Linked DNA regions of Homo sapiens: region 2 is linked to region 1. Evidence: chromatin loops called from intact Hi-C (ENCODE). Cell type or tissue: CD14-positive monocyte. All regions are shown on one strand. Each heading gives the region's core, and the rest is flanking DNA. Links, peaks and the distances in the headings are about the cores only.

What was found. A loop is a pair of places that touch in the nucleus more often than their neighbours do. Peaks named below come from ENCODE experiments on the same cell type or tissue, not always from the same donor. Only the 100,000 strongest peaks of a DNase experiment are listed, where the experiment ranks them.
Region 2: it touches region 1 in a loop (2.1-fold over the local background); 2 of 110 quality-filtered maps call a loop at or near these places.

The regions. Positions count from the first base shown.
Region 1 is chr21:14,416,524-14,433,438 of GRCh38, forward strand. No RefSeq gene overlaps it. Among named protein-coding and RNA genes, the nearest start is that of HSPA13, 42 kb to the left of the region's middle. In CD14-positive monocyte, for the core only: no CTCF peak of the experiment used is centred there; no DNase peak of the experiment used is centred there.
Region 2 is chr21:14,736,506-14,753,420 of GRCh38, forward strand. LOC124905054 (a long non-coding RNA gene) reads right to left here and starts at 7,984. Exons shown (of 2, transcript XR_007067926.1): 1 at 7,949-7,984; 2 at 6,657-6,868. In CD14-positive monocyte, for the core only: no CTCF peak of the experiment used is centred there; no DNase peak of the experiment used is centred there.

The sequences.
Region 1 (16,915 bases), core at 4,572-12,571:
CTCTGGGCCTAGGTTGCTGCCATAAGCCTGGGTCCCCACTGTGCCCTACCTTTTCAGCAGCCTTGCTGCCACAGTGCCCTGTCTCTCCAGGGTGTGGGTTGCTGAGGCACCTTGCCTTCCTAGAGACTGGAGTTGCCACTGCACTGAGACCTACACCCAGGAGCTTGAGTTGCTTTACCACCTGCCTCCCAGGAATTAGAGTCACGCTGTGCTGTCCCATGACTTAAGACCTGAGCTGCTGTGGCATTCTACCTTTCCAGGGACCAGAGTTGCCTCTATGCTGTGCTCAACCTCCTAGAACCTGAGGTTCTCTTGCATCCCACCATCCCAGGGACTGGTGCCATTACTGTGCTGTGCACTGTTCCCAGGGCCTGAGCTTCTTTGGTATCCCATCTTCCCAGGGACTGGAGTTACTGCTGTGCTGTGTCCTGACTGCCTGGAGTCTGAGTCACCATTGTGCCCCACCCTCTGTGGCTGAGCTCCTACAGGGTCGTGTCCATCCTGGGGTCATGTTGCTGCTGTACCATGCCCCTCAGAGCCAGAGTTCCCACTGTGTCCTGACATACCAGGGGGCTTAGCACAACTGAGCTCCATCCTTCGTAGCCCTTTCTGTGGCAATACTCTGCCTTCACAGAGACTGGAGTCACCACCGTGCTGCACTTGGCTCTCAGGGCCTGAGCTACAGCTGTACCCCACAATTCCATGGGCCTTACTGCCACTGTGCCCTGGCCTTTGGGGCAGAGCTGCTGTGGAGCCATACCAACCCTGAAGCCTAAGTCACTGTTATGTCCACAAGTCCCTAGGGTCTCACTGCTGCTCTAAGGCCTGGGCCAACACAGTAATGTGTCTCCCCAGGTGCCCAAGTGCTACTATGCTGCTCCCTGCCCCTTGGGCCAGAATCACGGTTGTGCCCTGACATCCATGGAACTAGAGTTGCTGCTGTGCCCCACCCTCCAGGACCTGAGTGGCCAGAGGACCCCTTTACCCCTAGGCTGTGCTGCTTCTGTGCCTGTCTCTCAGGGTTCAAGCCACCATTATATCATATATCCCCAGGCCCAAGCCACTGAAATAAGCTCCAAAGTCCTAGACCCTGGCAACATGGGTGATAAGTGCATGCCAATGCCTTGGTACATCAATTTGCTCTCCAGGACCCAGGTGCCATGGCAGTTCACAAGTGCCTGAGCCCAGGAAGCCAGCTCTGCAGTGGCTCTGAGCACCTGTATCCTGGAACCTAGTGCCACTGTGGCTGCCTGCAGTCCACATTAGACTTGACACCAAAAGGGATCCTCTTGGCTTGGTTTCCCCCCAGTAGGGAAAAGGAGGGCGAGAGGACTCCAAGAGTCTTTGCTACTGAGGACCCTAACAGTCCACTTTGCCAATGCCACTGCCACAAACACCTGAAACTTTAGCTGTTGATGCTTCTGCAGTCTTCATTAATGCTGACCTCAGCTGATGGAGCCACACAGAGACTACACTGCTACATTTTTTTAGAACCAGAGCTATCCAATCAGTGCCATTGCACCCACCTGCAGGTGAAAGTCTTTACCCACTAAAACCAGTCTTTAAAGTCTGGAAGAGATGACTGCTCCATCAAATGCATAGACATCAGCACAAAATCACAAGAAACAAGAAAATGCAAGGAAACAACAGCACTAAAGGAACAAAATAACTTTAAAGTAACTGACCTCAAAGAAACAGAGATTTTAAAATTGTCTGGAAAGGAATTTAAAATAATTTTCTTTTAAAATAGAAATTATAAAAAGAACCAAACAGAAATTCTAGAGCTGAAGAATACAATGAATGGAATGAAAAATACAAGAGTGAAAAGCAGACTTAATCAAGCAAAAGAAAGAATCTGTAATCTTGAAGACATGTCATTTGAAATTACAGGTCTAGTATCCCTAATCTGAAAATCCTAAATTTGAAATGCTTCAAAATCTGCAACTTTTTCAGTGCCAATATGATGCTGAAGAGAAACACTCATTGGAGCATTTAGGATTTAGCATTTTTGGGTTAAGAAAGCTGAACCAGTAAGTATAATGCAAATAATCCAAAATCCAAGAAATACTTGTTAACTTGGTGTTCTTGCAAGGATGAACCCCATGCAAGTGTCTCACCCTTTCAATTGTCTTGAGAATTCAAAACACTCTGTTCCTAAGAATTTCAGATAAGGGATACTCAACCTGTATCTAGTTAGAGAAGAAAAAAGAAAAAAGTGAAGAAATTCAATGAGATTTATGGGACACCACTATGCAAACTGATGTATGCATTATGGAAATCTCAGAGGGAGAAGAGAGAGAGAGGGCAACAAAGTTTATTTAAAGAACAATGGCTGAAAACTTTCTAATTTTGGGAGAGATATGGACATCCCAAACTGTGAAACTCAAAAGTCCCCAAATGGGTTCAACACAAAGAGTCCTTTAGCATAAGACACATTATATTATATTGTCAAGAGTTAATAAGACACGTTATATTAAATTGTCAAGAGTTAATAAGACACGTTATATTAAATTGTCAAGAGTTGGACAGAATTTGAAAACAGCAATAGAAAAGTGACATGGCACATACAGAGGAATGACTATTAGAGTATAAGCAGATTTTTCAGCAGAAACCTTATAGCCTGGAGACAATGGGATGATATATTCAAAGTGCTAAAAGGAAAATATCATCCACCAAAAAGACTACCTCTAACAAAGATGTCCTTCAAAAATAAAGTAGAAATAAAAGCTTTTCCAAACATGCAATAAGTGAGACAGTTCAATACCACTAGACCCATCTCATAAGTAATGCTAACAGAATTCTTCAAGCAGAAATTATAGGACACTAACAACTAACATGAAGATATATGATGTATAAAATTCCTTGGTAGGAGCAAGATGACAGAAAAGAAAGCTCCACCAATTGACCGCACACACCCTTGCAAGAACAGCAAGTTAATAAGTGTCTTTAGAGAAAAAAACACCTTTCTAAGAACCAGCGATCAGATGAGCACTCACAGTACCTGGTTTTCACATCATATAGCAGAAAGAGGCACTGAAGAGATAGAAAAAGCTGTCCTAAACCACTGATGTCACCCTTATGTAACCCCCGGCAGTGGCAAAGTGATGCAGACAGCATCTCTGGGTGATGGGGGAAGAACACAGCAATTGTGAGCCATTGAACTCAGTGCTGTACTATTAGAGAAGAAAGGAAATCCGAACCAAACTTAGTCGATGTTAGCCCACAGAGGGAGCATTTAAACTAGCCTGAGCCAGAAGAGAATCACTGACCCCAGCATTCTGAACTTGAGTGCCTGAAAACCTCACCACTGAGAGCTACAGCACTCAGTGTAGCTGAGTAACTCCAGGTAAACTTGAAAGGCAGTCTAGTCCATAAGGACTGCAACTCTTGGGCGAGTCCTAATGCTGAACTAGGCCCAGAGGCAGTGAACTGAGTGGGCATAGAACATACTGAGACACCAGCTGGGGCAGCTAAGGGAGTGCTGGCGTCCCCCCACCCATAATCCAGGCTGCACAGCTCAAGGTTCGAAGAGAGACCCCTTCCTTCCAGTTGAGGAGAAGAGAAGGAAGAGTGGGGAGGACTTTGTCTTGCATCTGGGATAGCAGCTCAGCCACAACATGATAAGGCACCAGCCAGAGTTGTTAGGCCCCTGTTCCAGGAACTAGCTCCCAAATGACATTTCTAGGCACACCCTGGGCCACAAGAGGACCAGACACATTGAAGGAAAGGACTCAGTCGTGGCAATAGTTATCACCTGCTAACTGAAGAGCCCTTGGACCCTGAATAATCAGCAGAAAGTCCCAGGTACTATATTGAGGTCTCAGGTGAACCTCTGAGACTTGCTGGCTTCAGGTAAGACTCAGGATATTACCAGCTATTGTTTTGTGAGAAACTCCTTCTGCTTGCAAAAAGCAGAGGGAAAAGTAAAGGGACTCTGTCTTTCATTTTAGGTACCAGCACAGCCACAGGGGGGTAGAGCACAAAGCAGGCTCTAAGGGTCTCCTATTCCAGGACTTGCCTCTTGGATGGCATTTCTAGACCTGCCCTGGACCAGAGGGGAGCCCACTTCCCCGAAGAGAGTCCAGGCAGCATTTACAACAAGCTGACTTAAGAGACCTTGGGCCTTATGGGAACATTGGCAGTAGTCTGGCAGTACTCCCTGTGACTTGGGGTGGTAGTGCCTACAGAGTGAAACTCCTCTGCCTTTGGAAAGGGGAGGAGATAGTGGGAAGGACTGCATCTTGTGGTTTGAGTGCCAGATCAGCTGCAATGTGATAGAAGACCAGGTTGACTTCAAAGGTTTTGACTCTAGTTCCTGACCCCCAAATGGCATTTCTGAATCCACCTGGGGCCTCAGAGATCTCACCACACTGAAGGGAAGAACACAGGCCTGGCTGGAATGGCCGTCTACTCATTGTAGGGGCCAAGGGCCTTGAGTCAGTACAAGAAGTAGCTGGGGAGTGGTTACAGATCTTGGGCAAGACCCTGTGCTGCGCTGGCTTCAGGTCTGACCCAGCACAGTCATAGTAGTGATAGCCACAGGGGTGCCAGTGTCACTCCCCCTCTAGCTTTTGGTAGCTCAGAACACAAAGAGAGACTCTGTATGTTTGGGAGAAAGTAACAAAAGAGAACAAGAATCTCTGACTGGTAATCCAGGGAGTTCTCCTGGATTCAGTCGAAAATAACCAAGGAGGTGCTTCTACAAGTCTGCAAGAACCACAGTGCTACTGTGCTTGGGGAGTCCCCTAAAGAAGATTGAGCTTAGATCACAAAACTCAAGTCCTTTCAAATATCTGGAAAGGCTCCCCAAGAGGAACAGCTACAAATAACCCCAGACAGTGAAGGCTGCAATAAATACTTAACCTCCTTAATGCCCAGACACTGAAAAACATCTACTAGCATCAGCACCATCCAGGAAAACCTTATCTCACCAAGTAAACTAAATAAGGCACCAGGGACCAATCCTGGAGAAACAGAGACGTGACCTTTCAGAGAATTCAAAATAGATGTGTTGAGGAAACTCAGATAAATTCAGGATAACACAGAGAAGGAATTCAGAATTCTATTCAGTAAATTAACTAAGAGATTAAAATGATTAAAAAGAATCAAGCAGAAATTCTGGAGCTCAAAAATGCATTTGACATACTGAAGAATGCATCAAAGTCCTTTAATAGCAGAATTGATCAAGCAGAAGAATTAGTGACCTTCAAGACAGGCTATTGAAAATGCATGGTCAGAGAAGACAAAAGAAGAAAGAATAAAAAACAGGGAAGCACACCTATGGGATCTAGAATATAGCCTCTGAAGGGCAAATCTAAGAATTATTCGCCTTCAGGAGAAGGTAGAGAAAGCGATAGGAGTAAAAAGTTTATTCAAAGCGAAAATAACAGAGAACTTTTCAAACCTAGAGAAAGATATCAACATGCAAGTACAAGAAGGTTATAGAACACTAAGCAGATTTAACCCAAAGAAGACTATCTTAAGGTATTTAATAATCAGACTCCCAAAGGTCAAGGATAAACAAAGAATTCTAAAAGCAGCAAGAGAAAAGAAACAAGTAACATACAATCAGAAAAGAAACATATAACTTAAGATTACGTTTATGTCATTTGTTTCCTTTCTCTTGCTGCTTTTAGCTCTAATATGTCTGGCAGCAGACATTTCAGTGGAAGCCTTACAGGCCGGGAGAGAGTGGCATGACACATTTATCATGCTCAAGGAAAATAACTTTTACCCTAAAATAGTATATCTGGTGAAAATATCCTTGAAACATGTAGGAGAAATAAAGACTTTTCCAGACAAACAAAAGCCGAGAGATTTCATCAATATCAGACCTGTCCTATAAGAAATGTTAAAGTGAGTACTTCAATCAGAAAGAAAATGACATTAATGAGTAATAAATAATCACCTGAATGTACGAAACTTACTGGTAACAGTAAGTACACAGAAAAACACAGAACATTATAACACAGTAACTGTGGTGTGTAAACTACTTTTATCCTAAGGAGGAAGATTAAATGATGAACCAATAAAAATAATAACTATAGCAATTTTTCAAGACATAGTCAGTACAATAAGATATAAATAGAAACAACAAAAAGTCACAAAACAGGAGGATGAAGTTAAGACATAGAGTTATTCATTTTCTTTTTGCTTGTTTATACAAATAGCATTGTTGTTATCAGGTTAAAGTAATGGGTTATAAGATAGCATTTCCAAGCCTCTTGGTAACCTCAAACCAAAAAACATACAATGGATACACAAAAAATAAAAAGCAAGAAGCTACATTATATCACCAGAGAGAAAGTTATTTTCACTAGTGCAAAACAGGAAGGAAAGAAAAAAGGAAGAGAAGATCATAAAACAACCAGGAAACAGACAACAAAATGGCAAGAGTAATTCCTTACTTATCAATAATAACATTGAGTGTAAGTAAATATACTAAACTCTTCAATAAAAAGATATAGCATGGCTGAATGGATAAAAAACAAGACCCTTTGGTCTGTTTCCTACAACAAACACACTTCACCTATAAAGAAACATATAGACCGAAAATAACGGGATAGGAGAAGATCTTCCATGCCATTGAAACCAAAAAACAACAGGAGTGACTATACTTATATAAGACAAAATAGATTTCAAGACAAAAACTATAAGAAGAGACAAAGAAGGTCACGATTTAATGATGAAGGGATCTATTCAGCAAGAAGATATAACAATTTTAAATATATATGCATCCAACATGGGAGCACCCAGATATATACAGGAAATATTATTAGAGCTAAAGAGAGAGATAATTCCTGATACAATAATAGTTGGAGACTACAACACCTCACTTTCAGCATTGGACAGATCTTCCAGATGGAAAATCAACAAAGAAACATTAGACTTAATCTGCACTATAGATCAAATGGATCTAATAAATATTTAAGGAACATTTTATTTAAGAGCTGACAAATAAACATTTTTTCCTCAGCAAATAGATCATTCTCAAGGATAGACCCTATGTTAGGTCACAAAACAAATCCTAAAACATTTAAAAATTGAAATAATATTAAGCATCTTCTGTGACAACAATGGAATAAAAATAGAAACTAATAACAAGAGTAATTTGGGAAACTATACAAGTACATGGAAATTAAACCATATGCTCCTAATGACCAATGGGCCAATGAATAAATTAATAAAGAAATTGAAAAGTTTCTTGGAACAAATGATAATGGGAACAAAACATACCAAAACCTATGGGATGCAGCAAAATAAGTACTAAGAGGGAAGTTTATAGCTATAAGTGCCTACATCAAAAAAGAGGAAAAACTTCAAATAAACAATCTAATGTTTCATCTTAAAGAACTAGAAAAGAAAGAGCAAAACAAACCCAAAATTAGTAGCAGAAAAGATGAGAACAGAAATAAATGAAATTGAAATAAAAAAATACAAAAGATCAATGAAACAAAAAGTTGGTTTTTTAAAAAGTTAAACAAAATTGACAAACTTTCAGCCAGACTGAGAAAAAAGAGAGAAGATCCTAAGAAAAAGGACAGAAGATCCAAATAAATAAATAAAGTCAGAAATGAAAAAAAGAGACATTACAACGGATATGGCAGAAATTCAAAGGATCATTAGTGGCTACTATGAGCAACTCTGTGCCAATAAATTGGAAACTCTAGAAGAAATGGAGAAATTTGTAGATACATACAACCTACCAAGATTGAACTTGTGAGAAATTCAAATCCTGAACAGACCAATAACAAGTAACAAGACCGAAGCTGGAATAAAAAGTCTCCCATTAAAAAAAAAAAAGCCCTGGACCTGACAGCTTTACCTCTGAATTCTACCAGACATTTAAAGAAGAATTAATACCAATCCCACTCAAACTCTTCTCAAAGATAGAGGATGAGGAAATAATTCCAAACTCATCCTATGAGGCCAGTATTATAATATATTAAAACCAGACAAAAGACACATCAGTAAAAGAAAACTACAGGCCAATATCACTCATGAATATTGATGCAAAAATCAACAAAATAGTAGGAAATTGAATGCAACAATACATTAGAAAGATCTTTCATCATGACCAAGTGAGATTTATCCCTGGGATGCAAGGATAGTTCATCATACATAAATCAATCAATGTGATACATTATATCAGCAGAATGAAGAATAAAAACCATAGGATCATTTCAATTGATGCTGAAAAAGAATTTAATAAAATTCAGCATCCCTTCATGATAAAAATTCTCAAAAAAACTGGGAACAGAAGAAACATACTTCAACAACATTAAAGCCGTATATGACAGACCCAAGATAGTATCATACTGAATAGGGAAAAACTGAAAACCTTTCCTCTATGATCTGGTACACAACAAGAATTCCTACCATCGCCACTGTTATTCAGCATAACACTGGAAGTCCTAGCTAGAGCAATCAGACAGGAGAAGGCTATAAAGAACATCCACATTGCAAAGGAAGAAGTCAAATTATCCTTGTTTATAGATGATAGGATCTTATATTTGGAAAAACGTAAATTCTCCACAGGAAAACTACTGGAACTGATAAAAGGAATTTAGCAAAGTTTCAAGATACAAAATATACAAACCAAAATCTGTACTTTTTGTTTTGTTTTTGAGACAGGGTCTTACTCTGTTGCCCAGGCTGGAGTACAGTAGCCATTTTGGCTTACTGCAGCCTTGATTTCCCAGGCTAAAGTGACCCTCACACCACCTTAGCCTCCCAGGCAGCTGAGACTACAGGTGTGCACCACCATACCCAGCTTTTATATATATATGTATTTTTATTTTATTTTATTTTATTTTATTTTATTTTATTTTATTTTATTTATTTTTCTTTGTAGAGATGAGATTCCACCATGTTGCCCAGGCTGGTCTCAAACTCCTGAGGTCAAGTGATTCACCTGCTGTGGCCTCCCAAAGTGCTAAGATTACAGGTGTGTGCCATCATGCCTGGCCAAAATCTGTACCATTTCTACATGCCAACAGTGAACATTATGAAAGAGAACTAAAGCAATGCAGTCCCATTTACAATAGCCACATGTAAAGTGAAATAGATAGGAATTAACCAAAGGAATAAAACATTTCTATAATGAAAAGTATAAAATACTGATAAAATAAATGTAAGAGGACACTGAAAGGTGGAAAAATAGTCCATGTTCATGGATTGGAAGAATCAGTATTGTTGACATGTTCATACTACCTGAAACAATCTACAGATTTAATGCAATATCTATAAAAATATCAATGACATTCTTCACAGAAATAGAAAAAACAGTCCTAAAATTTATACGGAACAACAAATACCCAGAAAATCCAAAGCTATCCTGAGCAAAAAGAACAAAACTGGGACAATTTTGTTACCTGACTTCAAATTATACTACAGAGCTATAGTAACCAAAACAGCATGGTGCTGACATAAAAACAAACAGATAAGCACATAGACCAATGGAACAGAATAGAGAACCCAGAAGCAAATTTACACACCTAGAGTAAGTCACTCTTGACAAAGGTGCCAAGAACATACACTGGGAAAAGACAGTATCTTCAATAAATTGTCCTAGGAAAACTGGATATCTGTATGCAGAAGAATAAAACTAGACCCCTATCTAACACCATTAAAAAATACAATCAAAATGGATTAAAGACTTAAATCTAAGACCTCAAACTATGAAACTACTACAGGAAAAATTTGGAGAAAATCTCCATGACATTGGTCTGGGCAAAGATTTCTTGAGTTGTGGTCCATAAGCACAGGGAACCAAGGCAAAAATGGAGAAATAGGAAAACATTAAGTTAAAAAGCTTCTGAACAGTAAAGGATATAGTCAACAAAGTGAAGATACAACCCACAGAATGGGAGAAAATATTTGCAAATTCCCAATCTGACAAGGAATTAACAACCAGAAAATATATGAAGCACAAACAACTCTATAGGAAAAAAAAATTTAATAATGAAAATTAAGCAAAAGATTTGAATAGGCATTTCCAAAAGAAGACATACAAATGGCAAACAGGCATATGAAAAAACGCTTAAGGTTATTGATTATCACAGAAATGCAAATCAAAACTACAATGAGATATCATCTCACCCCAGTTAAAATGACTGTTATTCAAAAGACAGGCAATAACAAATGTTGACGAGGATGTGGAGTAAATGGAACCCTTGTACACCATTGTTGGGGTTGTAAATGAGTATAATCACTATGGAGAGCAGTTTGGAGGTTTCTCAGAAAACTGAAAATTGAGTTACCACCTGATGCAGCAATCCCACTGCTGGGTATATGCCCAAAAGAAAGGAAATCAGTGTATTGAAGAGATATCTACACTCCTGTGTTTTTTGCAGTACTGTCTACAAAGGCTATGATTTGGAAGCAACCTCAGTGTCTATCAACAGATGAATGAATAAAAACAATGAAGTAATATTCAGCCATAAAAATAGAATGATATCCAGTCATTTGCAACGACTTCAATGGAACTGGAGACCATTATGTTAAGTGAAATCAGTTAGGCACAGAAAGAGAAACATTGCATGTTCTGACTTATCTGTGGTATGTAAAAATCAAAACAGTTAAACTCATGGACATAGAGAGTAGTAGAAGGATGGGTTACCAGAAGCTGGGAAGGGTAGTGGGGGGTTGGAGGAGAGGTGGGGATGGTTAATGGGTACAAAAAAATAGTGAGAAAGAATGAATAAGACCTACAATTTGATAGCACAAAAGGGTGACTATAGTCAATAAGACCTTAATTGTACATTTTAAAATAACTTAAAGAGTATATTTGGATTGTTTGTAACTCAAAAGATAAATGCTTGAGAAGATGAATGCCCCATTTGCCATGATGTGTTTATTTCACATTGCATGCCTGTATCAAAACATCTCATATAACCCATAAATATATACACCTACTGTGTACCCACAAAAATTTTTTAAAAATCACTGGTACCGGTAAATAAATCATCAAATAAAGAACACTGTAATACTGTAATGATGGAGTGTAGATCAATTTTATCTCCAATATAAGATTAGAAGATGAAACTACTAGAAATGACCATAGCTGCAATAATTTGGTAAGGGATACATAACATAAAAAATGTAAATTTTAACATAATAAATATAAAGTATGAAAGGAGATTAAAAGTATAGAGTTTATGTGATTGAACTTATTACCAGCATAAAATAGACTGTTATAACTATAAAATGTTTTATGCAAGCCTCATGGTAACCACAAAAAAAAAACAACTAAAGTAGATATACAAATGATTAAGGAAAAGGATTACAAAAATAGCAACACATGAAATCATCAAATCACAAAGAAATATAGCAGGAGAGGAAGAAACAAAGTATATACAAAGCAACAAGACACAATTAACAAGTGACAGCAGTAAGTTCTTACCAACTGATAATTACCTTATATGTAAATTGATTGAATTATCCAACAAAACACAGAATGACCAAATGGTTTAAATAAAAACACACCCAACTGTACGCTTCCTACAAGAGATTTACTTTAATCTTAAAGACATACGTAGGCTCAATGTTAAGGTATGGAAAAATATATTTCATGAAAAATGATAACCAAAAGGTGGCTATAATTACATTAGACAAAATAGACTTTAAGTTAAAAACTGTCACAAGAGACAAAGAAGAACATTATATGATAATAAAGGTGTCAATTCATCAAGAGGATATAACAATTGTAAATAAATATGCCCCCATAAGTGGAGCACCTGAATATATAAAGCAAATCTTAACAGATCTGAAGGAAGAAATAGACAGCAATGCAATGACAGTAGGGGACTTCAATATCTTACTATCAACAATGGATAGATCACCCAGACAGAAAATCAATAAGGGAATATTGGACTTGACATACAGTTTAGAAAAATTGGACATAATAGAGGTATACCACACCTTCCACCCGATATTAGCAGAATGCACATTCTTCTCAAGCACACATGAAACATTCTCCAGGATAGACATGTTAGCCACAAAACAAATGTTAGCAAATTTGTTTTTTAAAGAAGAAATTTAAGAAGATTGAAGTCATGTCAAGTGTCTTTTCTGACCATATTGGTATGTAACTGAAATCAGTAACAAGAGGAAAACCAGAAAATTCACTGTATCAGTCCCTTTTCACACTGCTATAAAGATACTACCTGAGACTGTGTAATTTATAAATAAAGAGGGTTTAACTGACTTACAGTTCCACATGGCTGGGGAGGCCTCAGGAAACTTACAACAATAGCAGAAGGGAAAGCAGGCATGTCTTACATGGTGGCAGGCAAGAGCAAAAGAGCACAGAGAAAACTGCCACTTATAAAACCATCAGATCTAGTGAGAACTTACTGTCATGAGAACAACCTGGAGGAAACCACCCCCATGATCAAATCATCTTCCATCACTTCCCTCCCCTGACATGTGGGAATTATAATTCAGATTATAATTCCAGATAAGATTTGGGTGGGGACACAGCCAGACCATATCATTCACAAATATGTGGGGATTAAACAGCATGCTTCTGAACAACCAATGGTTCAAAGATGAAATAGAAAGGAAAATTTGTAGAACTTATGAGACAAAAAAAGATGAAAACACAACATACCAAAAACCTAGGAGATGCAGCAAAAGCAGTTCTGAGAGGGAAGTTTATAACAGTAATTGTCTACATTAAGAAGTAGGAACATCTAGGCCAGGCGTGGTGGCTCACGCCTATAATCCTAACACTTTGGGAGGCCGAGGTGGGCGGATCACGAGGTGAGATCAAGACCATCCTGACCAACATGGTGAAACCCTTTCTCTACCAAAAATACAAAACAAAAACTTAGCCAGGCGTGGTGGCACGCGTCTGTAGTCCCAGCTACTCAGGAGGCTGAGGCAGGAGAATCGCTTGAACCTGGGAGGCGGAAGTTGCAGTGAGCGAACATAGCGCCACTGCACTGCAGCCTGGGCGACAGAGCAAGAATCCATCTCAAAAGAAAAAAGGAAAGAAAAGTAAGATTTGGAAAAACCTAATGTTATACCTCAAGGAACTAGAAGAAGAAGAACAAACTAAACTTAAAGTAAGCATGAAAAAGAAAATAATAGCTATCAGAGCAAAATAAACCAAAAGAATATAGAAATAGAAAAATCAATAAAACTAAGAGTTGATTTATTGAACAAATAAAATATATACATACCGTTCTGGACTAAGCCAAAAAAAAAAAAAAGGGAGAAGACTAAATAAATAGAATCAGAAATGAATGTGAAGACATTATAATAGATGCCTTAGAAATAAGGATAATTAGAGACAAATATGAGCAATTAATTATATGCCATTAAATTGGATAATCTGCAGAAAAAAATAAATTTGTATAAACATACAACCCACCAAAACTGAATCAGGAAAATAATGAGAGCCTAAACAGAGTAATAGCAAATAAAGAGATTGATGTGGTAATTAAAAACCTTCCAACAAAGAAAATTCCTGAATCAGATGGCGTAATGGCTGAATTCTAGCAAACATTGAAAAAATTAATATCAGTTCTTCTCAAACTCTTTCAAAAAATATATAACTTGAGGGAATACTTTCAAACTCATTTTATGAGGCCAGCATTATCCTTATATTAAAGTCAGACAAAAGCGCTACAAGAAAAAAAAAGCTTACAAGTCAATATCTCTGATGACCACAGTTGCAAAAATCCTCAGTAAAATCGTAGCAAACCAAATTCAACAACATATTGAAAAGATTATACATTATGACCAAGTGGGATTTATCCCTGGTATCTAAGATTGGTTTAACATATTCAAATCAATCAATGCGATATCTCACATTAACAGAATGGAAGACAAAACTCATAAGATTATTTTAGTAGATGCAGAAAAAGCATTCGACAAAGTTCGACATCCTTTCTTGATAAAAACTCTCAACAAATACTACCAAGAGCAATCGGACAAGAAAAAGAAATGGAAGATATCCAGATTGGAAAAGAAGTAAAATTATTCTATCTGCAGATGACATGATCCTATATGTTGAAAAACCTAAAGGACACACACACACACACACACAGACACTTAAAACAGATGAATTCAGTAAATTTACAGGATACAAAATTGACATTCAAAAATGAGTTACATTTCTTTATACCAGTAATGATCTATCAGAAAAACAAATAAAAAAGATAAAGATAATCCCTTTTACTATAGAATCAAAAAGAATAAAATACTTAGAAATAAGTTTAATCAAAAAGATGGAAAATCTGTACACTGAAAGCTATTAAACACTAATGAAAGAAATTAAAGACACAAATACATGGAAAGCTATCTCATGTTCATGGGCTGAAAGAATTAATTCTGTTAAAATGTCCACATTACCCAAAGAACTATAGTTATCCTCAATATCCATGGGGGATTGGTTCCAGGACACCCCGTGTGGATAACAAAATCTCTGGATTCTCAAGTCCCTTTTATAAAATGTAGTAGTATTTCACATAACCTACACACCTTTTTTAATATTTTAACTCATTTCTAGATTCCTTATAATATCTAATACAATGTAAATGACATGAAAATAGTATAGTTGTTATACTGTATTTTTAAAATGTCTTATTTTTTAATGTATTTTCTTCTGAATATTTTTTGATCTGTGGTTGGTTGAATCTTCAAGTATAGAACCCATAGATACAGTGGGCTGACTATATACAGATTCAATGCAATGCGTATCAAAATTCCAATGGCATTCTTCACCTAAATAGAAAAATTTGTATGGAACCACCAAAGACCCCAAATAGCCAAAGCAATGTTGAGAAAGAAAAACAAAGTTGGAAGCACTAGATTTTCTGACCTGAAATTCTATTAATAAGCTATAATAAAAAGAGTATGCTACTTGTATAAAAGCCCATACACAGGCCAATGGAGTAGAATAGAGAACCCAGAAATAAACCCAAGCATATATGGTCAACAAATTTTTAACAAGGGCACCAAGAAGATACAATGAGGAAAGAACAATATTTTCCACAAATGGTGCTGGGACAACTGGATATTCACGTGTAAAAGACTGAAATTGGACACTTATTTTAAACCATACAAAAAAAAAACACACTCAAAATGGATTAAAGACTTAAACATAAGACTGTAAACTGCAAAACTCCAAGAAAAACACATAAGGAAAAAGCTTCTTGACATCTGTCTTGTCAATAAGTTTTTAGATATCACAGCAAAAGCTCAGGCAACAAAAACAAAAATAAACCAGTGGGATTAAGCAAAAACAGACAAATGGGACTACATCAAACTAAAAATATTCTGCACAGCAAAGGAAATAATCAACAAAATGAAAAAGCCTATAGATTGGGGAAAATATTTGCAAACTGTATATCTGATGAAGGGTTAATATGCAAAATCTGTAAGGAGTTCACACAACTCAATAGCAAAAAACAAGTAATCTAATTAAAATTTGGTAAAGTACCCCAATAGGCATTTCTCCAAAGAAGATGTAAAAATGTCCACCAGGCATATGAAAAGGTGCTCAACATAACTAATCATCGGGGAAATGTAAATCAAAATCACAATGAGATACTGTGTCACACCTGTTACAATGGTTATATCAAGAAGACAAGAGAAGTGTTGACAAGGGTGTGGAGGAAAAGGGAGCTTTTTTATACTGTTGGTGGGAAGGCAAATTGGAACAGCCATTATAGAAGACAGAGTGGAGTTTCCTCAAAAAATTAGAAGTAGAACTACCCTATGACCCAGCAATTCCTCTTTTGGGTATACATCTAAAAAAATTAAAACAATATGTTGAAGGGATACCTGCATCTCCATGTTTGTTGCAGCTTTATTCACAATAGATAAAATATAGAAACAATCCAACTGTCTGTCCATAGATGAATAGATAAAGAAAATATATAGGCATATATGTATGTGTGTGTATTTCATACATATATAAAATACACATATATATGAATATTATTCAATCTTAAAGAAGGAGATTCAGCCAATTGTAACAGCATGGATGAAGTTGGAGAATATTATGCTAAGTGAAACAAGCCAGACATAGAAAGAAAAATAGTACATGGTTTCACTTACATCTAGAATTTAAAAAGAGTTGAATACATAGAAACAGAATTGAATAGTGGTTATCAGAGGCTGAAGGATGGGGAAAAAATGAGGAGATGTCAGTCAAAGGGTTTCAGTGTTGCAGTATCTCAGAATGTAACTGTATTTGGCTACAGGCCTTTGAATAGATGATTAAGTTAAATAAGGCTGTTAGGGTGGTCCCTAATTCAATCTGACCAGTGCCCTTGTAATAAGAGGGAATTTGGACACATAAAGAGACACCAGGAATGCACAAGCACAGAGTAAAGTCCATGTAATGGCACAGTGAAAAGGTGACCATCTCAAGCCAAGGAGAGAGGACTCTTTTGGCCTCAGAAGAAACCAAACTTGCTAATCTCTTAATCTTGGACTTCTAGTCTTTAGGGTGATGAGAAACTATATCTCTGTTGTTTAATCCACCAGTCTGTGGTATTTTGTTATGGCAGCCATAGCAAACTATTAGTTAGACAAGAACACTGCTAATGTCTTTTCTAGACCTAAAATTCTACTGTTGTTTTTAAAAGATTGCTGCTGTTTTCTTGAGAGTCAAAAGTAAATGCAGATAATTCCCATTATCCTGGTGTGGTCTTAAGGAAATTTTTAGTGTTCTCATTATCTTTCTTCCTTTATTTCTAGATACTTACTATAAGTTTTCTAGTAGCAAGATTGGAATCCCATCAGTTGACAGTGTATGAGCCTAATATTATACATTGTAAATCATTCTCACTAGCATTTTGTGTATACTTATTAATATATTTGTTATTTCAATTCAGAATCATTGCTTAAGTTTTCTGATCTTTATAGTTTCTCTGATTATCCTCTGATTGATAAAGTC
Region 2 (16,915 bases), core at 4,912-12,911, 320 kb after region 1:
TTAATTGCCAGTTACAACTGTTCCTCGTAAACCATGATAATTGATTTGACTTATCTTTTTTAAATTCTTTTAATTTATCTCTATTAATTTATAGCCAATGGAAAGTTGCCCAACTTTCTGACTTTGTCACTCTGAAGACCCAGTATGGAAGGTTCTTAACAGCAAAAGCTGTATCACATTCAGAAGAGGACAACCACATGGAAATAAATGAGCAGTGAAGCTGACAGGGGTATCAATGTGTCTTTCAATGCTTCGTGCATCATCAGCTATTTATTTCAATATTTTGTATGTCATCAGCACTTTGTCTGACAGCTCCATTTGTTCACTTTTCATACTTCTTTTGGGTGAACAGCATGTATAAGAGCTCCATTTTGGAACAGCACATTAATCTTCCCTAGTTAAGGGATGACTTGTTCTCACACTTATCATTGCACCTCTCTTGTGATATGACATCACCCCCTCATTTGCTGAGATAAATGCCAAACAAAAACATCACACCGGCATCTGAATTTCTACATTGTCTATTTGATTTGTATCACAACTTTGAAATATAAGGAAAGGAGGACACTAGTCATTAATGAAGCTACTTTTTTTTCTTGGCGCTTTTATATTTTCTACAAGATTTGTACTTAATATTGAGAAACTCTGACAGTCCTAAGCCAATTCTGTGGCTTGCCCAGTAGGTTAAATCAAGTTGTGCCAGAAAACCCAGACATATACCCATCTTCCACACAATGGAGTGGCAACCAGCCTCCCTTGTCCTTCGGCATCCATGGCAAGTTTGTCCTCTAGAGCACTGAGTTATATGACCCATGAGCCAATGGCTGCATTTACAACAAAGACCCGTGAAAGTTGTAATTCATTTACAAATAACTCATGAGTTCAGTCCTATCCAGAAGGTGATGCTGAAATACTGCACAATAACAATGTTTGTTTGCCTAAAAAGGACATTCAGCAGCAATGGTTCACTACAGGTTAGGCACCATATTTCAATTCCTAATCAAATTCTATTTGGACCTTTCATTTCCTGAAATGACCCTGAAAATGTTATCTCTACTCTAGCTGTCACCCTTCCTGCTTGTGATCTCAGTTTGAAATCTAAGTATTAGAAACCGTAGAAGACTGTGGCTGGATTTGGCATTATTCCAGTTCACTATGAAGACACATTTAAACTGAAAAACTTACATAAACTAAGTGAGATGAACTGGTCTCCATAACAGGAGAAGGTAATACGATGATGGCTTATAATTTGGAATAAAAATCATGTAGTGTCTTTAATATCTTTCACCCACAAGACATTATGTGTATAAAGACTTAGAAAATTAGAAAATAATGGGAAAACACCCAAATGTCCAAGAGCAAGATAATAAATAAATAAATTATGCTATGCTCAAATAATGAAATAATATGCAACAGAGAAAAGCAATAAACTACAGGCATGACTGACAATGTGCAGGATTCCCATGAACAAAAATGTTAGAAGAAAATGTCAAATGAACACAGAACAATATGGTATAAGATTTTGTATACAAACTTTTAAAACGTACAAAAGGATATTATATACAGCTAAGAGTACCTGCAATTATTGTACTAAAAACACAGTGGAAGATAAATACCGGTGGCTCCCTCTAGAGGCAAGGAAGAAATGAGACGTGATCAGAGAGGAATGCTTAACGGCACTTCAAATGTGCAGGGCGTGTTTTATTTGCTAAGCTGGTGTTCACTTTATTTTTCTTTATACTCTCCTTGTATGTGTAAATATTTGCAAAATAAAATGTAATAAAACCATGTAGGTGGCGATCCCTGCCCTTAGAAATTAAAAAAATCTTATTATGGAGAAAAGATATTTGCACATTTTTTCAACTTTATATATATTTTATTGTTGCAATAATATAGACTACAAGAAATTAGCTTATTAAATAAAATCTACCTTCATTCATATATATATAATACTTTGAGTTCTGGAGCACGTGTGCATAACGTGCAGGTTTGTTACATAGGTATATATGTGCCATGGTGGTTTGTTGCACCCATCAACCCTTCATCTACATTAGGTATTTCTCCTAATGCTGTCCCTTCCCTAGCCCCCACCCCCCAACAGGCCCCAGTGTGTGATGTTCCCCTCCCTGTGTCCATGTGTTCTTATTTTTCCACTCCTACTTATGCGTGAGGACATGCAGTGTTTGGTTTTCTGTTCTTGTGTTAGTTTGCTGAGAATGATGGTTTCCAGTTTCATCCATGTCCATGCAAAGGACATGAACTCATCCTTTTTTATGGCTGCATAGTATTCTATTGTGTATATGTGCCACATTTTCTTTATCCAGTCTATCATGGATGGGCATTTGGGTTGATTCCAAGTCTTTGCTATTGTGAATAGTGCTGCAATAAACATACGTGGACACTTGCACATTTTTTAAAAGGTAGACGACAACACAAGATGACAAATGTGTAAATTCCAAATGAATCTTACAGATAACCTGATAATATTCCTGGAGTCTTCAGGGAAATTTTATTTGTGGAAATAAAATGTCTTATTATCAAAAAAGCAGATGGAAACAGGGAGAGGACTAAGAAGAATATGATCCATGTCCATACAATTATAATGTATATCTTCTTACTGGAATGTTATCTCCATGAAGGCAGGATCATCTGTTGTGTTTAGTGCAAATCTTGAGTCCCTGGTATATCCTAGGTAAAACCTACGTACAATAACTTTCATGGAGGGAAGACTGGTATTCTCTAATACCAGTATTCTTGAGATAGAAAACTCATAGACATTCTGACAGTTTAGTAATATACAGTGTTTTACACAGCAGTTCTCAACCTCATAGAACTCCTTTTTCCAGAGAAAACATATGGTAGATATTTTAGGTTTAACATTTGTGGCTGACAGATCTGTATTGCATGAGAAAGAGAATGTAAGGGTGTATCTGATAAAGCAACTAGTTTGATCTCTTAACCTGAACCATGATGCTCCTGTAGCAAATAAAAATTAAAGTGGAACAATAACAACTAAATCTAGGACACTTCAACCATTGATGTCAAAAATACTGAATTGAGAATTAGTACACATAAAATAAAATTTACTCTGTTGTTTGCACTTGATCTAGAGGTTGTATGGAAAAAAATAAAAACAGAAACAGAAAATAGTGATGGATTTTAAATAGTTCTTTGTGTCCTAAAAAGCCAACCAAACAACAACAACAAAAAACATAGATCTCAGAGGCCTTTGCAGGCTGTACATTTCAAGACCAGATAAAAGGTGAGAGGTCTCAAGTGACAGACCAAGATGGGTCACAGGATGCCTGAGAAACCACATGATTAGGTGCAGTCAGACGAACAACTGTAGAGTCAGTGAAAAATCAATCTGGTAGTGACAGAAGCCTATGAGTGAAATGTCTTTTCCATATTTTTTAGCTATCACTCTGTCAATACACGCACTTGAAACTGGATGCACTTGAGAATTAAAAGATGTTAGATCTATAAAGCATTAGAACAGTGTCTACTAGGTACTACTCAATAAATACTGTCTACTTTGCTGAAGTAATAAGTATATTAATAACAAAATTTTTAAATATTGAATTAAATTTTTTTATTGTATATACAGAAGCTCCTTCAATGCTATCTTTTATTTTCACCATGGCTTCACATTAGCCTATCACAAAATTCTACTCCTTACCTACGATCTCAGTGAGAGGTTCTTGCATTAGGATGTACTAAGAACACCAAAGAATCTAAAGAACTCACGGTTATGGCAATTTCTACAATGAAGATAAACAGGGATTATGCAGTTTGGTTGACATTCAGGTCTCCAGTATGTGCTCTTTGGCCTTTCGTGGTCACACTATGTGCTGCTCTGCTTCTATTTATATCATCTTCATCAAATAACAGGCCTAGTAGGAGAATTGTAGGCAGGGGGTGAAGGAAAAAACAAAATGTATGAAACCTTCAACCAAACACAGTGACTTTATGTTACCAGTACTGGTGGGAGATTTGTTATAGGACTAAAAAAGATGCAGAAGAATTCATATAAGAATCAGGAGATCCAAGGCCTACTCTAATTTGCCACTAACTATCTGGGTCACCATGGGACTAATTCCTTAACGTCTGTGAGTACAATACTATACTCAAATTAGAAAATCTTCCAGATCCCTCCCATTCCATATTTATGATTCGTTGATGTTGCACCTTCCCAGATAACCAAGAATCACCTATAAATAGGAAGGGGCAGGCATTTCTCTTTTCTCATCACATTCTCTTTTCCAATAGGTGTTACTACCCTCTAATTTTTTTTTTTAATAAAATCCTCTAGCAAAGGCAATGATTCCTCTATTACTCATCATGAACAAGAGTGCCAGATATGTTTCCTGACTGATAGAAATATCTGAATAAACACGTGGTGCAGTGTCAAAAGCCCTGGACATGGAAGACCTGCAGCTAACCTCTGATTTACTACTTACTAGCAGTTTTACTTTAGAAGTGATATAGAAATTATAATATTGGTGGCTATTGTCTTGGAGATTTTGTCTTTGATTTCACTCACTTTAGAGAAGAGCAAACACCCTCAGTGAGACAGGATAGATACTGCCGGAGACATGATGGGAACCTAGTGATTTTTCCCCCAAGACTTTGAAAACAATTTTTTGGTTTCAAAGACTGAAAAAAAAAATGTATTAACTATAACAAAAAATTCTTCAAGTAAAGCCCCATGTGCAACTTTAATATATTATCAGATCGAAATGATATCATTGTGGTGAAGAGAAGCAAGAGCCTTAGGGACTTTCACCTGACTTCTCCCACCTCCCTTCCCAGCCCCACAAGGCAATAAAAACTCTGACTCCTAGGACTCTTCCAAAGCTCCTCCTTGAAGTGGCCATTTGCATCACCTGAGAGCATGAAAGCCTTGAAAAATCTCAGGCCCCATTCCAGGTTCAGTGAATCAGACTCTACCATGTGACAAGATCCCCAGGTGGTATGTGTACACAGTGAACTTGAGAAGCACTGATCTAGAATACAATTTTAAAACTACCAAATTACCCCATGCTGTTCTTCCTAATTAAAATCTCTGGCTTAGCTTTCCCAATGCCTACTTCGCAGTGTTGTTAAAACCATGAGTGTGAACTCATTTTGTAAAGTACACATTCTATAAACAAAAGGTACTCTTATTAGTTCCAAGTTCCTGGAAGTTTCCGCTACCTCTCTGCTTGTGTTCTAGCTTAAAATCTTGAAATTTCCATTAAAATAATTCTATATGATAAAGCTATCCCCATGTCTTAGCAGATATTCACTAGGAAATCAATCCTTGTTTGATTTGCTTATAGAATTTCTGTGTAACAAATAATTCCATATCAGTTGTTTCTCTGATCTCTGCTTATCTAAGTCACTTTCTATGATTGAAGTATTTAATTGTGTGTTATTTGCACTGTGTACTGGGTGAGCTGTATTTGATAAGTCAAGTGCTTTACCCAGTAATCACACTTAAATCCCCTTCCCAATTAGTATACCCCACCTTAAATATTTCAAATAATGAAGTAAAGTCCATTTTAAAAAATTAATACGGCTAAACAACATATGAACTAATAGGTTATTAATAAATGATGGACACTCAAATATATTGAATGAATGAATTAAAAATTTGAAGAAATAAATTTCAAGAAGGTTCAGCAAATTCCTCACCAACTATTGTATTTAATCCTTTGTTTTTACCTGAAAATTCATTTCAGCGAGGCTACTCTGTAATGCTAGTTTTTTTCCAACTTATAATGTGATATGTAAAAACTTATTTTGGCAAGTTTCCAAAAAGCTCAAAACTATGCAGCTAACCTAAGTTCATGATGAAAAGATTTGACTCATTGTGCTTTTTGTGTGTACGCTCACTGGTTAATTAATTTAAGAAGAAGTCTCACTTATATAACTGAGATGTTAAATGGCTGGATGATCTCATGATTCCCATTTCAGTACATTGACTTTTTTTAAAAAAACTTAATTATAAGAGTTGTCATTAGATTACTTAGAAACAAGAGTATTAGAGTGTGGATTGATTCCTCTCTCTGTTTTCTTTCTATAAAAACTCTACAGATATATGCATCTCCTGGAAGGAAAAGAAATAAAATTAACCCCATATCTATGTTTAATTGTCTTAATGTGAAATATATGATATTTTCAATCACCAGTATATTGTATATTCAATCATGTCATTTTACAGCTGGATCTTAGAGATTACTATTACATATCTCACACTCATGCCCTATTTTCTCTCCAAACTGGTTGCATTTCCTTCCCTATTTCTGTATATTTTATTTTATTTTTTGCTTTCTTGCTCTCTTTTACAGTACTTTGGAATTTTGAAAGCCAACATTAAGGTAGCATTAAGGTTATGAATTTAAAATGCTGGAGGTGAGCATAGGCAAAGAGTAAGTTTCTTCAAGTAACACTATATATGATTAAAAACAAACTACATGCTTTCAAAAATGCATGCCATAAGGAAGAAATGAGGGGTGGGATGCTCACTGTTATATTGTATGAAAAGAACACATTAAAAAGAGTCATATAATTTGTTTTCTAGGGTATAGACCATGAAAAAGGTATACTTAAACTCTTAAATGCAGTATATTATTCTTCCCCATTAAATACTTTAGAAAAATTTAATCCAAATATCCAAAAAAATTTTAGTTTATTAAGATTGTAAGTGGCTAATAGCTTCAGATTCAGAGGGAACAAGGGGGTAGAGGGACAGCCCTTCATAGGCAGCTACCATTTAAGTGTTCCATTGTCATCCTTAGTGTCAGGAGAGCTAGGACTTTTAGGTTACAGAGGATTTTCCAAGTAAATAATACTGAGTAACTCTGCCAATTGAAGTCTACACGATCTGAAAGAGAAAATAACACAGAAGTCCCCCTTTAGGTTTAGTTTTAAATACAATATTCACTGAGATAATAAGAAACTACTAGTGTTCCAGAACTGTAGAGCCTAGAGCAGCTTGATGCTGTCTCACAATAAACTGACAGAGTTCATTTGGAGGAATTCAAAATTCGCTCAGAAAAATTTCTGAATCTACTAATTTTTTTTCAAAGACTATAACTTGTGATTCTAGCATAAAAGATAAAAGACAAAAATATCAAAAGTAACTATAGCTACAACAATTTGTTAATGGATTTATAAAATTAAAAGATATAAGTTGTGACATAAATAGCATAAAATATGGTGGGGGTGCAGAGTGAGAGTGTAGACATTTTGTATGCAATTGAAGTTAAGCTGTTATTAGCTTAAAATAGACTGTTATAACCCTAAAATGTTACACATAAACTCCATGGTAACCACCAAGAAAAAACTTCTAGAAGATACCAAAAAGATAAAAAGAAAGGAATCAAAGCATAACACTATAAAAATTCAACAAATCACAAAGGAAGACAAATCACAAAGGAAGACAAATCACAAAGGAAGACAAATCACAAAGGAAGACAGCAAGATTGGTAGAAGAGAACAAAGGAAATAGTAATAAAATGGCAACAGTAAGTTCTTGCATGTCAATAATTATCTTAAGTGTAAATGGATTAAATTCGCAATCAAAAGACACGGTAATTAGATGGAGTAAAATTTTGTATAAGTCTATTTTCACACTACCTGGCCAGGCACAGTGGCTCACGCCTGTAATCCCAGCACTTTGGAAGGCCAAGGCGGGCGGATCATGAGGTCAGGAGATCAAGACCATCCTGGCTAACATGGTGAAACCCTGTCTCTACTAATATAAAAAAATTAGCCAGGTGTGGTGGCATGCACCTGTAGTCCCAGCTACTCAGGAGGCTGAGGCAGGAGAATCGCTTGAATCCTGTAGGCAGAGGTTTCATTGAGCCAAGATCACACCACTGCACTCCAGCCTGGGCAACAGAGTGAGACTCCATCTCAAAAAAACAAAACAAAACAAAACAAAACAAAACAAAAAATCTACCTGAGACTGGGTATTTTATAAAGGAAAGAGCAGTTCTGCAGGCTGTACAGGAAGCATGGCTGGAAAACCTTAGGAAACTTACAATCATGGCAGAAGGCAAAGGGAAAGCAAGCACATCTACCATGGCAGAGCAGGACAGAGAGAGAGAAGAGAGCTAAGGGGGAAGTGCTACACACTTTTAAACAAACAGATCTTGTGAGAACTACCTCACTGTCATGAGATCAACAGGGTGAAATTCTGCCCCCGTGATCCAATCACCTCCCACTAGGTTCTTCCCCCAACACTGGAGATTTCAATTCAACATGAGGTTTGAGTGGAGATACAGAAACAAACCATATTATTCCACTCGTGGCCCCTCCCAAATATCATGTCCTTCTTACATTTCAAAACCAATCATGCCTTCCCAACAGTCCCCCAGAGTCTTAACTCATCCCAGCATTAACTCAAAAGTACAAGTCCAAAGTCTCGTCTGAGACAAGCAAGCCAAGTCCCTTCTACCTATGAGCCTGTGAAGTGAAAAACAAGTTACTTCTAAGATAAAATGGGAGCACAGGCTTTGGGTAAATATTCCTGCTCTAAATGGGAGAAATTGGCCAAAACAAAGAGGGGCTACAAGCCCCACACAAGTCTGAAACCCAGCAGAGCAGTCATTAAATCTTAAAGCTCCCAAATAACCTCCTTTGCCTCCATGTCTCTCATCTAGGCCATATTGAAGCAAGGGGTGAGCTCCGAAGGCCTTGGGCAGCTCTGCCCCTGTGGCTCTGCAGTGTCTAGCCCCTGCGGCTGCTTTCTCAAGCTGGCATTGAGTGCCTATGGCTTTTCCAGGTTTGTGGTGCAAGCTGTCATTGGATCTACCATTCTGGGGTCTGGAGGACAGTGGCCTTCTTCCCACAGCTCCACTAGGCTGTGCCCCAGTGAGGACTCAGTGGTGGCTCCAACCCCACATTTCCACTTTGCACTGCCCTAGTAGAGGTTCTCCATGAGGGCTCTGCCCCTGCAGCAAACTTCTGAATAGACATCCAGGAATTTCTATACATCTTCTAAAATCCAGGTGGAAGCTCCCAAACCTCACCTCTTGCTTTCTGTATACCCACAGGTCCAACAACACATGAAGTAATGACTCAAGCTGTACCTTCACCCCTTTTAGCCACGGCTAGAGCTGGAGCAGCTGAGATACAGGGTACCATGTCTGGAGGCTGCATAGACCAGCAGGGCCCTGTGCCTGGCCCATGAAACCTTTTTTCCCTCCTAAGGCTCCAGGCCTGTGATGGGAGGGGCTGCCACAAAGGTCTCTGAAATATCTTGAAGACATTTTCCCCACTGTCTTGGCTATTCATATTTTGTTCCTCTTTACTTATGCAACTTCTGTAGCAGGCTTGAATTTCCCTCCAGAAAATTGATTTTTCTTTTCTACCACTTGGTAAGGCTGCAGATTTTCCAAACTTTTATGCTCCTCTTCCCTTTTAAATACAAATTCTCTTTGCTTATGCAAATGGCCATAGGATTTTAGAAGCAGCCAGATAACCTCTTGAGTGCTTTGCTGCTTAGAAATTTCCTCTGCTAGATAACCCAAATCATCTCTCTCAAGTTCAAAGTTCCATAGATCTCTAGGGCAGTGGCAAAATGCTGCCAGTCTCTTTGCTAAAGCATAGCAAGGATGACCTTTGTTCCAGTTCCCAATAAGTTCCTCATCTCCATCTGAGACCACTTTAAGCTGGATTTCATTGTCCATATTACAATATGTGTTTTGGTCAAAACTACTCAACAAATCTCTAGGAAGTTCTGCACTTTCCCTCACCCTCCTGTCATTTTCTGATCCCTCCAAATTGTTCCAACCTCTGCCCATTATCCAGTTCCAAAGTCACTTCCACATTTTCAAGTATCTTTATAGCAATGCCCAACTCCTCTAGTACTAAGTTTTTATGTTAGTTCATTTTCACACTGCTATAAAGAACTATGTGAGACTGAGTAATTTATAAAGAAAAGAGGTTTAATTGACTCACAGCTCGATAGGCTGTACAGGAAGCATGGCTGGGAGGCCTCAAGAAACTTACAATCAGGGTGGAAGGTGAAGGGGAAGCAAACATGTCTTACCATGTCAGAGCAGGAGACAGAGAGACAGTGGGCAAACAGGGAAGTGCTACACACTTTTAAACAACCAGATCTCCTGAGAACTCACTCACTATAGTGAGAACAGCAAGGGGAAAATCCACCCCCCGATCCAATTACCTTCCACTGGGTCCATCCTCCAACAATGGGGATTACAATTTAACATGAGATTTGGGTGAGGACACATAGCCAAACCATATCATCTTTTAAGGATTTATTTTTAGAAGATCATAGGGTATAAACATTCTTATGACAGAGGGCATGACATAAGAATTTAGAAAACAGAGAATTTAGAAAATAGTCCAGAATTGCTGTCCAGAAAATATTAACTATTGAAAAGGAAATAAGCATTTGAAATAGAAATATAAAGTTAAGCATAAAAGTATTAACATCTAATTATTATAAACTTTCTGTAATTGAAGTTGAACTGTTAGGACAATTTTTAAAGGCAGTATAGTGGTTAAGCATTGCCTTTGAAGCCATCCTTTATGGGTTTAATTCCATTCTGCTATTTGCTTGTTGGGTATTGTATAATTTTCTATGGTTTTCATAAGCGAATACCACAGATTTGGTGGCATAAACAACAGAATTTTATTTTCCTAACTCTGAAGGCTGGAAGTCCATGATCATGGTGCAGGGTTAGGTTCTAATGAGGCCTCTCCTCTTAGTTTGCAGATGGCCATCTTCTTGCTGTGCCCTCACATGGTCTTCTTTTCTGTGCGTGTGCATGCCTGGTGTGTCTTCCTCTTCTTAGAAGGTCATTGGTCCTATTGGATTATAGCCCCACACTTGTGACCTCATTTAACTTATTAACCTCCTTAAAAACTCTGTCTCCAAATATAGTCACATTAGGGGTTAGTGATTCAACACATGAATATTGGGAGGACACAATTCAATCCATAACACGTATACTTGGCCAAGTTACTCGATGTCTGCATATCTGAGTTATCTCATTTGTAAAATCAAGGTAATAATACTTTATTGGCTATGATGGGATTAAATGTGCTTTTATGCATAAAGCATTCAAGAACAGTGCCTAGCACATGGTAAGTGTTCAATAGATAAGTAGTGTCACATTTAAAAATTGAAAGTTTACATGGACATTGTATGCATTAATCATAATACACTATAAAAATAGCTTCCATAACAGGATTTCTAAATTGGATACAATAACAATTCTTATAATTATTAGGAGTAATTAGTATTAACAGAGAAGAAATAGAAACATTAAGCAAGTAATCCAAAATCATATAATGAATTGACAGCATGATTAAGTGCAAATGTTTCAAGAAAAGTTATATCCTTTTAATTCCTTTTAAATTAAAATAACTGTCATAAAGAAGACTAGTCATCTTCTATAGTAAATATTTTTGAATTTTAGTAGGTAGAAACATGGGCTTAAAAATTTTTTAAATCACTTGGAAGATTTCACTTATTTCAGCTTTTTTAAACTGCTCCATCCACATAGAAAATAAACCTCCTAATACAACTAGCTCCAAAATGTTTAGTAGGATGTTTAAGAATAAGAAAAATGGGCCAGACGCAGCGGTTCATGCTTGCTATCCCAGCACTTTAGGAGACCAAGGCAGGTGGATCACCTGAGGTCAGGAGTTCAAGACCAGCCTGACCAACATGGTAAAACCCCGTCCCTACTAAAAATGGAAAATTAGCTGGGTGTGGTGGCATATGCCTGTAATTCCAGCTACTCGGGAGGCTGAGGCAGAAGAATCACTTGAACCCGGGAGACGGAGGTTGCAGTGAGCCGAGATCGTGCCATTGCACTTCAGCCTGGGCAACAAGAGTGAAACACCTTCTAAAAAAAGAAAAGAATAAGAAAAATAAGTGCCAAGATACTAACAGCATCCATATTACCTCCTTATTGAAATAAACTTACTGGAAAATGAAGCAACCCACAAGTAATACCTGAGTTGTATTTTGTGAGGAGTAGTAGGCAAGGTAACATTGAAAATGCAAAGGAAGGTATGATATATAAACAGGTAATTAAGATAATATAGATATTCACATAATATCTTTGAGTATAGCTGAAGGACACCTAACTCAGCATGGCAGAGAGAGATTGGGCAAGAATTCCAGCATCATAGTGGTCATCTTGGAATAAATGGAGAAATGGCATTGAGCTGAAGATGACTACAAGATAGCTGCCAATAGGGGCAGTGGAAAGGGATAGCTTAGGCAGCAGAGGTGTAGAAGACAGGCTTAAATGTGACAAAACTAGAGGCAGAGAGAGTAGTAAAAACAGCTATGATGATCCAGCCAGAATTAGCTAGTGGGGATAAAAGAAAAAGAGCAGAAAAAGTGGAGAAACACTTAAGCATTAAAAGTATTAGAACTATGGATGGGTAGATATGGAACTGTGGGAGAGGAAAAGGATTAGACAGCAATTCAGGAAGAGGAGCCATTTAGAGGGAAGATGACACATTCAGATTTCAAACTATTAGGATCAACGTGATGGTAAGTGGTTGACGGAAGTTTGAATATATAAATCTAGAGCATGGGGATTAAGGCTGGGCTGTATAGCAGTTGAAACAAGAGACTGGACAAGATCACCCATAGAGTATTAAAAATGACAAGCGGGTAGGGAGAAGAAAGGGATAAAGTGAGGTATAAAAATATAGTCAGATAGAAGAAATAATCCCTCGTATTAAGTAAATCAGTAATTATAGTAAACAGTAACCTATTGTACATTTCAAAAGAGGTAGTGATGAATAATTACAATGTTTCCAGCATAAAGAAAATATGAATGTTTAAGGTGATGGATATCCAAATAACCCTGATTTGATTATTACACATTATGTGAATGTATCGAAATGTCACATGTACCACAAACACATTTAAATTTATCGTGTATCAATAAAAAATATTTTGACCAATGACTTAGAGACAGAAGCCTGGAAAACATCAATATTAAAGGAAAAAACACATAGAAGAAAACCATGAAGGATCCAGAGGAGAGATGAGAACCAGCAAAAAACTGAGTTACAGAAGATAAATGTGCAGAGATTCTAACATAGGGGAGGCTTTGATAAAAGCCCATTGAATATGCCAAAAAGAAATTAATTTGTGACCTTAGAGATGTCAGTGTCTGTATGGTGAGGGAACTAGGAAGATGAACAGATTGTAGTGAATTCCTCTGAGTAGGAGATGAATGTCTAGAAATACCTTAGAGTATTTCTCAGCTTATACAGGCAAGAAATAGTGTCTCACCTAAGGTAATATCTCTGTAGTGAAACAAACATAGACAGAAGTGTTCAAAGTAAATGATGTGCAGAGACTAGATGGAGAAGTCTGGCCCAGATCGGAGACTACAGTTCAAGCTGGGATTATCAGCCTAATGAAATGCTTTACTTAGGAGAAAACAGAATTTCAAATGGAGAACTAACCAATGACAAAAGAAAATGCATCATTATTTCAAACAGAAAACGAAGGACCCACAAGCAGAATTAGCAGTAATGTTGACTTTTGATGTCATGTCCTGCAAGTTACTCATAAAGGATTCCTTAAATACCCTAGACTAAGGGCAGGACAAGTTTCAGAGAATGAACTGGGCTTGAATGTGTCAGTAAAGATCAAGTTGCTCCAACAAAAGGAAAGGAGGGTGGGCACAGGGAGCTCAGGAAGCATAGGAATAGATTGACAGGGGAAAACATGATTATACAAGTTTAATCTGCATAGATATGCAAGATGGACTTCACAGCTAAACTACTAGGACACATGAAAGAGTCAGGGAAGTAAATTATCCAATGGAATAAGAAATGGACAAAGGAAGAAAGAATAGCATGTCACAAGTCAAATACATGAGAGTTTCCATGCCTGGCACATAAGAATGTGGTAAAGTTTTTTTGAATGAAGAAATGAATGAGTAAACAAATTAATGAAAAAAATAATAAATGCAAAGACTGGTCACAGTTTTATTGTTTCACTTTATCTAAATTAAGACAGAAACACAGTATCCATCCTTCATCTAAAATTTCCATTTTTAAATTATGCATGGATTATCCCCCTCACCCCCAAATTTCTCTAGACAAGAGTTGACTTTATAAAAGAAAATTAAAAGTTACTTAAGTTTTATTTATTTGGAAAATTGAAAAGAATTAGTGGAAGCCATTGATGAAAATCACTTACAAACATAAAGAATTAGTTTTCCTTTACTATTGTCCTACTTTTCAGTTTCCTCTCAGTAGGAAAGTTATTAATCTGTTGTGTTTTATTGTAGGATCATAATTGTACATTTAATTATACATACAACCTGCACTAAGCATACCCTCACTAAATGGCATACCTTAATAAAGACGATAGAACATGCCTCTATAACCTAGCAAGGTCAATCTGTGAGAAGAATAAATAAAAACGTAATTTAGTAACTGCTAGAATAATCTGAGAAGGTAGAAATGAAGATCATGTCTGGAGGACAAAATGATTTTTAAAAAATAGAAAATGATGAGGTCACAAGGTAAATGATGAAAAAGGCTGGATTTGGAGTCAGAAGACAGTTCTTGTTCTGTGATTTACCTTGTAGTCTAGGACAAACCATTTAATGTGTCTTGCTTTGTTTTCCTCATCCACTATGCAGAAGCCATAGTGATCTTTTTAAAACATAAATCAAATCACATCGCTTCCCTGCCTAAAATCCTCCAATAGTTTCTTCTTACAATTGGAATAAAATCTAACCCCATCCTCGTGACCTTCAGCATTGTGAACATGAACGGAACCCTGCCTACCTCTTTAAACTCCTTTCTTTTCCTTTTTCCTTTTATTCACTGTTCCTAGATTGTTCTTAAACCCTGTGAAGCTCACATTTGCTGTTTGTCTGCCTGAAATACTGAGTTCTAGGTCCTCTTGTTGTTGAATATTTCTTGTTGTTTAGGTGTCAGCTCAGATGCTACCTGCTCAGAGATGCCTTACTTTACTTTCTATAGAAAAATAGCTACCTTACTCTCATTTACCAATCTCTTTCAAATAACTATAACTTATTTTCGTTTAACTAAGTATAGAAAATAATATATATTATTTATTATTTATGTCTATATATTGTGTGTGTCCTCCTATCAAACATCTCCTTGCCTATCTTGTTCATCACTGAAATCTTTGACTCTGGCTAACAATTTGCTTCACAAGAATTTGTAGATGAAAGGAGAAAAAAGGAAAAAAAAGGAGAGGAGAGAACAGGAAAGGAGAGAAGAGGAGAAGAAAGGAAAGGAATGAAAGGGGAAGGAAAAAAGAGGAAGAAAGGGAGGGAGAAAACAAATAAATAAAATACTTAGGCAATAAAATGAGAAAAAATATGAGAAACTATACTGGGAAAAAACTATCAAGGCATTGTTTTAATATCACTTCATGCTTGAATATATTTAAATACCACAAACTTGTTATGATTTAAAGGAACTCAAAAGACTATTGTTTTCGTTCTCTTGATATTTCAGTGAAGCCTGCAAAATGTATATGTGGGGAAGTGCGAGTAGATGTGTGATTTAATTTTTGTGCTTTATTTGGGTGAAACTGGAGTATGAAGAAACATAAGAGACACCCTCAGAGCACAATCAAGATGTCAGCATTCACAAACCCATGTGCTCCCCCTCTAAATTATACTCCTCCAGATGGCTTGGTTAATTTTGAAGTGGATAAAGCTAACAGTGCCAGATCACACCCAAGCAGTATAAAACTGTATAAGAACACAATAAAACAGTAATAAACAATAGACTATTTTAGTGGCATATGGCAGATACTGAGTCAGGCCAGCCTCAAATGTAATCTTTGGATTCTGTTTAAAAATCAGTGTCTGAATTATAGCATTAGCATTCAAAGCACTCCTGTAAGCAGTAAGCAACTATTCTAAAGAAGAGAAAGGAAGGGTCAGATAAAGGAGAAAAGGAAAACACAATGGTCACTGGAGAAGAAAGATAAACAAGAAATAATAAGCAGTGCTTGCATGACAATCTACAAGGGGAAATATAGAATTCATGAAAGCATTCAACAGGAAGAGATGGCAACAAGTAGACCAATATGAAGGAAATGGGTATGGGAACTCCCAGCAAGAAGGGGAGCAAAGGAGAAAGAGGAAAATACACACAAACAAAATAACAATTCCTCCCTTCTCTGAATATCTGGACATAAAATTTATTGTCTTCCATTAAAATGACAAAAATTGTATGTTGCATCATCAAAGTTGGAAATATATTGTTAAAACCTTAACTCTGCAATCCCTAAGTAAAAATTCCCTCTTCTGAACATGTCTTCACCCCTACACTAAACCCAACCATCTTCTCCTGGGAGAGGGATGTTTCAGAACAATGAGAGATCTGTTCAAATTGCTGAAATTAAAGCTTCCAAGTGAAGAGCCCAAGATATAGCCCCCTTTTATCTACTTATATCCTATTTATAGTACGCATTTCAATGTAAACAAGACTTCCTCCATACCAAGTAGAGATTGTACACCTAGACACTAAATAAAAAAGTATTTTTTCCAGAAAAATACTTTTCAAGTGAGAATTTTGTTAATGGATAGTTTCTTGATAACATGAGTGATCTGAATAAAGTTAGTTATCCACATAATTAACTATATATGGCTGAATAGGAAGTCCCAGCCTTCATTCCCACACAGAAACATGAATTGCTCACAAATGTACACACTAAACATTTTTATATGAATTCCAGACTTCAATTAAGATGTTGCAGTATTCCAAGTGTGCACAAAGTACAGAATAGTCAAATTGAATTGAGTTAAGAAGAGCAATTTCATTTACCTGCATCAGCCTCTCCCCCAAGTTAGCACAGCTCAGTGCCAAGACAGAATGCCTCTTCACATCTTTTTCCTCTGGGAGAAAAGAATAGAGCATGCCT